2 separate regions of the Homo sapiens genome follow, and region 1 is linked to region 2. The links are chromatin contacts, found by Hi-C or POLR2A ChIA-PET in ENCODE. All regions are on one chromosome and are shown on one strand. Each heading gives the region's core, a stretch centred on a gene start or an enhancer-like site at or near the end of the contact. The rest is flanking DNA. Distances are from core to core; before and after follow the strand shown.

The links. A loop is a pair of places that touch in the nucleus more often than their neighbours do. ChIA-PET counts read pairs that join two places held with the same protein, here RNA polymerase II (POLR2A). Pooled maps may share reads with other maps.
Region 1: a pooled map shows a loop between it and region 2 (2.2-fold over the local background). The contact joins the promoter of LNROP here to the promoter of ATP1A3 in region 2. A Hi-C loop is called at or near these places in 1 of 50 pooled maps. POLR2A ChIA-PET finds 5 or more read pairs at or near these places in 2 of 52 experiments (CD8-positive, alpha-beta memory T cell and H1).

Annotation. Positions count from the first base shown.
Region 1 is chr19:42,131,324-42,134,749 of GRCh38, reverse strand. It overlaps LNROP (long non-coding regulator of POU2F2), which reads right to left and starts at 2,121. Exons shown (of 3, transcript NR_038332.1): 1 at 1,989-2,121; 2 at 1,722-1,845. It overlaps POU2F2 (POU class 2 homeobox 2), which reads left to right and starts at 2,304. Exons shown (of 15, transcript NM_001394376.1): 1 at 2,304-2,366. The coding sequence starts at 2,339. MIR4323 (microRNA 4323) reads left to right here and starts at 1,237; the gene lies at 1,237-1,305. RefSeq lists an enhancer at 1,033-1,082 and a silencer at 1,363-1,622.
Region 2 is chr19:41,992,939-41,996,088 of GRCh38, reverse strand. ATP1A3 (ATPase Na+/K+ transporting subunit alpha 3) reads left to right here and starts at 1,859. Exons shown (of 23, transcript NM_152296.5): 1 at 1,859-2,018. The coding sequence starts at 2,013. RefSeq lists a silencer at 1,686-2,125.

The sequences.
Region 1 (3,426 bases), core at 872-3,371, 140 kb before region 2:
TTAATTACCGCTCAGCCCTGAGCCCAGCCTGGCCTCCCCTGTACCGCCTCCCTCCCAGCTCCCTGCACCTCAAGTGGCCCCCACTGCTCCCTAGCTCCCATGCCCTACCTGCCTCCCTCAGCATGGCTCGAGGCCTCTTCTGTGGCAACGAGGCCACCATCTCCCCCTGCCTTGAGCCTCCCTGTTCCAGCTGCCAGTGTGTTCCAAACTCTGCCCCTCTATCCTCTCTCAGGCAGGCCCATCCTCCTTCAAGATCCCCTCACCAGGCCCAGCTCTGGTCTGAGGCACTGAGAATGGAGCCAGCATGGGAGGCGAGAGGTGTGGGGTTGTTTCATCTCTCAGGGAGCGTATACAGCCTTCCCCGGCTCCAGGACTGAACTGCAGACCTGGCCGCACTGGAAGTGGGTGGTCCTTCTCTGCTGGCTCTAGGGGGCTGGAATGGGGTCACATCCAAAAGCGTGTTCCTGACGTGGATGATGTTGAGTCTGTCCAGGGTGGAGCATAAGGGTGGCTGGTGAGGTTTTGCCCCCCCCCATAATGTCCTATAGCCCCATTTCCAAGCCCCCCAAAACAAATCCTAACTGAAAACAAAGCTTACTGCGTAAATGTCGCTTTGAGACAAGGCTCCAGTGTCCACTGCTACCAGGCTGCTGTCGGGAAGACCCTCATGTATAGAAATCCTGTGGCCAGTTGCTGTGTGGTCTGTGGATCTCCTCTGTGAAATGGCCTTTACGATACGGGATGTTGTGGAGTGTAGATGCCGGGAAACGGTCACCTCTCGTGTGCATATATGAGAACTGCCAGTCCTTCCTGTTGTGCCCACCTGCTTGCCTGGGTGTGTCTGGGTGCACAGGGCACGTGTGCAGTCAGGGGAGGGCACTCCTGTAGTTGTGCCTGTAGTATACCCTTTCTGAGTGTGCCTGTGTGTGAGTGGGTGCGAGTGGCCAGGAAGTATGCTTGGGCACATATGTGTAGAAGTGCCCTTGTGCCCATGGGTCCATGTGAGGGAGTAGAGGAGGTATCAGTATATGGGAGTGACCATCGTCAGCAGGGAGGGCTGGTGTTGGGGCCTGTGCACATAGATGTGTTCATGCACGTGTGTGTGCACACGTGTGTGTGTGTGAAGTGCTGGGGTTCATCTGTAGAAATACTTGTGTGTGTGAGGGTGAGTCCAGGCGTCTGTGCATGCACCTGTGGTTTAGGGGGCCCCCCAGCCACGGGGCGCAGGATGTCCTGCGGGGCCCAGGCGGGCATGTGGGGTGTCTGGAGACGCCAGGCAGCCCCACAGCCTCAGACCTCGGGCACCAAGAGGAAGAGGGCAGCGGACTCGGGCGCGCCTTTGTCTGAGCTGCGGTGCGCCGGGAGTCCTGCGCCTTTGTGTGACCCTCGCAGGTGTGCGAGCGGAGGTGTTGGGAGGGTGTTGGGGAGGGGAGCGGAGGGAGGGGCTCCCTTCTCCGCAGCCGGCCCCGCCCTCCGGCCCATTGGCTGGGCGCTGCCGCCCTCTGGCGGGCACGGAGGGAAGCGCTGAAATGGGAGCGCCGCAGCGCGAAGAGCCAGCCGGCAGCCCGGGGACCTGGTGCTCCCCTCCACTGGAGCCGCCTCGGGCGCCCGCATTTGGCCGGCGACTTATTGTAGCCCCAGGCCAAGTCCCCGACCCACCGTCCCCACTACCACTGCCCACGGGCACCACTTCCTCCCAATGGTGGCACCCAACAGCTCACCTGCAGATAGGCGCAGGGCTTGCTTGATCTTCCCTGCCGCGGCGTGCTTTTAAGCTTCAACGCTTCTTGGCTCTGGGCCTTTGGGAAAGCTACTGCTCACCTCTCTGATCCTCAGTCTTTTCATCTGTAAAATGGGGCAAATAAGAGTGACCACCACATTGGAGATGGCACCTGTCAAGAGTGAGGCACAGGGTCAGGCATCGGCAAAGCCCTCTCTCCAATAAGCTGCTGGCTAGTGTTTTATTGTTGTTACTGCTGTGGACCCACCTTCTCTCCCAGACCCCCATTCCCTGTTCCAGACTTGTTTGCCTCCATGGGGGCGACAGAAGTCGGGGGGCAACTGTTGCAGGCACCTCTTGGATCGCAGCCGTAGGAGTCGGCTCTTCCAGCCTGCTTATCCTCTGCCCCACTAGCCCCCACCCCCCAGCACACACACATGATTTGGGGTGGGCCGGGCTGCCGGGGCGGGTCTGTGGGCCAGGGTATTTTCCCTTCTGAAGGGGGCGGACCGGCCCTGTGGTTTCCTCCCTGAGTGACTTCCGGCAGGGAGGGCTCGGCCCCCAGAGAGGGTGGGGAGATGACACAGTTGTTCCCCCAGCCCTGGCGGGGCGGGCAGCATGGTTCACTCCAGCATGGGGGCTCCAGGTAAGGGGGCTGGTGCCTGTGCCACTGCTCAGAGGACAGGCAGCACATTTAGGTTTGCTCTGCGGGCCCTGCCTGCCCCTCCTCCTCAGCTGTCTCCATTGTCCTTCTCCTCTGTACTCTAGCAACTCCCTCTCTCCCATGCCGGGTCCCCGCTAACCCCCACAGCTCCTCTTTGCCCTCTCTTTCCACATCAGGCACCGGAACTTCCAACATCTTCTCTTCTCTGTTGCCCTGTTCCGAAGGGTCTGGGGACGGGAGGGAGGGAGCTGGGTGTTGGTAGCGGGCCCTCATGTGGAGAACCAGTGGGGTGGGTGACATGGGCAATCCTTGGATAAGGGCTGCAAAGGGATTGGAATGCCAAGTTGCTGGACTTGGGGGATGTCATTCCCTTTTGAGTGTGTGTGTGCACATCTGGTACAGGTGTGCGTGTGCATGTGTGTGTGCAGTAGTTCTGAGTGCTCTGAGTGGGACTGCTGTGTGCTTGTGAGTGTAGGGGGCTGTTGTGTGTGGCATTGTGGGGTGATGATTGCCTGGCTCCCTTCTTCACTTCATTCACCTCAGATGTCACCTCCTCAGGGCAGCCTTCCCTGACCTCCCCATCTAAACTGGCACTGATCCTGTCACTCTCAGTCCCCTCACCCTGCTTTATCTTTTCTTCACGGCACGTATCACTGCTGGGAATTTCATTATGTGTTTGTTTGTGTGCTTATTAAATGCCTTCTCCACCAAATGTCAGTTGGCTGAGTGAACATTGTGCACCAGGCACTGTACAAGGTGATTTATAGCTGTTGGCTCATTTAGTAGAATGTGTATATGTCTGTATGGTGATGGCTATCACTCAGCAGTGTTGATGGGAGTCTTAAATGAGGTAATACATGTAGCATGCTTAGCACAGTGCCTGGAACATGGCAAGCACTCAGCCCTTCATGCCTGTTTCATTTGTGGCTGTGTAGGCATGACCATGGGCATGAGTCTTGGTTTGGTGGTGTGTGCTGTCCTATATGCGCCATTGTGTGCGGGCACCCGTGTGTCCTCCACCAACATGTATCTATTGAGTAGT
Region 2 (3,150 bases), core at 610-3,109:
AGATGGGGACGGGTCAGAGGACAGGATTGGGATGGGGCTCTGGGCACTGGGGAAAGCCTCCATTCACTCTCTGGCCTTGTCTCTGTCCATATGCTGTGGCTCTGAATCTCTGTGTTTCTGTGCCTCTCTCTGGCCTTCAGCCTTTCACACATTTCCCTGCACCAGGTCCTCGACCTTCACCCACCCACCCTCATACACCAAGCTCACTCCCTGTCCCTTGCCTGCGTCCCCCACATCTCCTATCCCATAGGTGGAGAGGATACCCACATTCTGAGAAAACTACAAGGTCAAATGCTCTCTGTCTCTCTCTCTCTCTCTTCCCCTTCTACCATCCCCAGGGAGAGTCTGGGGTGTTCCTCATAGAACAAAGTGGTGTTGGAGTGAGTGGGGAGGCCTCAACTTCTTGGGCTCCAGTGGGGTGGCTGATGGGGTGTTGTGTGTCGGCAGCAGGCCTGGGGTGTGGGTGCCGGCTGTGCATCTGTGTGTGTACATATACTGTGACGAGCTCTGTGTGTCATGTGGGTGAGGGCGTTGGGGTGTGTTTGGAGGTGCAACAAAGATGTCTGCGATAGTGCTGCAATAACGTGATGTGTGTATGTGTGGGAGGTGTGTGGGTGTCGCGTGACTTGTGTTTGAATTATTGTGCTATGTGTAAGTGTGTGCACCTTTTTGTCTGTCATTCACAGTTAGCATTGGCAACTTTGCACTGTGGGCCGTTGCTCATGCCCAAACACACTGGGGAGCAGTGTGTGTGAGGATGTGTGCGACATCGTGGGATCATGCAACGATGTCCACAAAGGCTGATGTAGTGTGTCTGGAGGCAGTGTGAGGCCTGTGCGTGTGTGATGGTGCTGAGTGCAGGTGTGTGTTGGTTTATGGGTTGCACGATGTGGGTTTCTATGTGAGATGGTGGGAGGTCAGGTGTGGTAGAGTGTGTGATGTGTGAGTCTGCGATTTTCTGAGTGTCGGTGTTAGTCCGCACAGCACTTTGTGGCTGTGATTATGAGTCTCTTGTGGTGTGATGGGTGTGTAAGGTGTGTGCCCTATGTGTGTTTCACTCTATGTTTGAGACTCTGTGTGTGGTGGGGTGGTGTTGTGTGTGTGAGGGTACATGCTGGCCTATGGTGGAATATGAGTGCAACCCTGTGGTGTGTGCGTGTCCCCAGCATCTGGGCTATCAGTGTGATGGTCCTGTGTAACTGTGACGCTGGGCATTTTCTGGGCCTCCTGGGGCCATCCTCCACCGTGTTGTGTCTCCCGTGTACCCTGTGTGGTTGTGGCTCATTGGATAGCTCAGGCGTAGTGGGGGGGCACCCACAGTGAGGGAATCTCAGGGCTCCTCCCGCCAGCACCCCTCCTCAATTGCAAGGCCTTTCTTGCTCTCTTGTGTTCCCTTCCAACTTCCCCTCCTGCAGGGCCCTCTCCCTGAACAGCACTACCCCCCGCCGTCTCCAGGGTCCCTGGTGCCACACTGCAGTGATTCACCGGGCTTCCCTCCCACCCCGTGTCACTACCCGCCCCCCCTCCCCCAGCGTACCCTTCTCGGTGATGGCACACCCCCACAATGAGAGGATTTCCGGGGTTTTCTTTCCCTGAGCGCCCCTTCTTGGAGGCCCTACTCCATATTGAGGGGGTCTCCAAGTCCCCTATTGCGGAGGTCTCTGGGAATCCCCCCACCCCCGCAGCGCTCCCCCTTCGCGGCCGCGCCGCCACTTTGCGGAGCCCAAGGGGAGGACAGCTGCAGTACCAGGGGCGGGGCCGCGGGCCGTCCGTCAGCACGGCGGCGCCCCTGATTGGCCAGCGCCGCCCCCCTCCCGCGGACGCGGGCATATGAGGAGGCGGAGGCGGCGGCCGCCGCAGCCTCTGTGCGGTGGGACCAACGGACGGACGGACGGACGCGCGCACCTACCGAGGCGCGGGCGCTGCAGAGGCTCCCAGCCCAAGCCTGAGCCTGAGCCCGCCCCGAGGTCCCCGCCCCGCCCGCCTGGCTCTCTCGCCGCGGAGCCGCCAAGATGGGGGTAGGTGCTGAGCCGGCTGGGCGCCGCTTCCGTGTGACATTGTGGGGCCGGTGACATTGGGTGTGCGCGGGGGGCGGGGGCACCGGGACCCCTGCGCTCCGGGGCCAGGCCTGCGAGACCCGGGGAGCCGGCTGACCCAGCCAATCCATGTGGTCGTGGGGCCGCAGGGGGCGGCGGGGGGTCTGTGGCGCACGTTGGCATGGCTTTGTGTGCGGAGATCCGCGAGGTTGTGGGCCAGCCCTCAGCATCTCCGCCTGACCTTGTGCGGTTGCATGTGCACAGTTGCATGTGCGTATGAGAGCTGCTGGCTCTGTCAGGCCCTGGCAGCGAGTGTGTGGGCCCCGTGGTGTCTGAAAGTCTGCGATCGCGTCTGGGTGTGTCTGTGAGAGCTCGTGTTAGTGCGTCTGGGGTTATTGAGGCCCCCCTGCTTCCCTGGCAGGGTGCGGATAGGTCCACGTTGTGGGATGGACACCAGATGACCTCTCTTTCTCCTTCCAGGCCTGGATGGGGGGACTCCGCAGTGTGTGTGTGTGTGTGTGTGTGTGTGTGTGTGTGTGTGTGTGTGTGTGCAGGCTCCGCAGTGTCGCAGCCTGGGGCTGCAGTGTGTGTGTGTGCAGCCCCTCATGTAGGGGAGCAGGCATGGGAGGCTGGGAGGAGGAGAGGAACAGGAGAGCCACGGTGGGGAGACTGAGTGCACAGCTGAGGGTGTGCGTGTGCAACTGTGTAGTGGGGAGCGTGCATGCCTGGCTGTGTCCTTGCCTCTGTGTCCGTGTGTCCTTGTCTGTCTGTGAGTCTCTCCAGCAGATGCCGCCTCCCTCCCTGGCTGACCACCTGACCCTTGCTGCAGCCCTGGATTCCTCCCTGTGTGTCTGGGGCGGGGCTGAAGGGAGGGGGAATCAGGAGAGGAGGGGGTGGGTGGGGGTAGGTGGGATGAAGAGGGCGGGAGAGGCCAGTGGAGGGAGAATAGGAGGGCTGGGGAGAAAGATGGCGGATAAAGGCTGATGGGCCCAGGGATGGAGGTGGGGGATGGGGCTGCAGATCTGTGGGGTGGGGCAGGGTGGGCCGGGGGGCTGGGAAGGAGGATTGGGTTGGGGCAGGACTAGGGGAGAGAAGGGAGAAAGGGGTAGTCAGT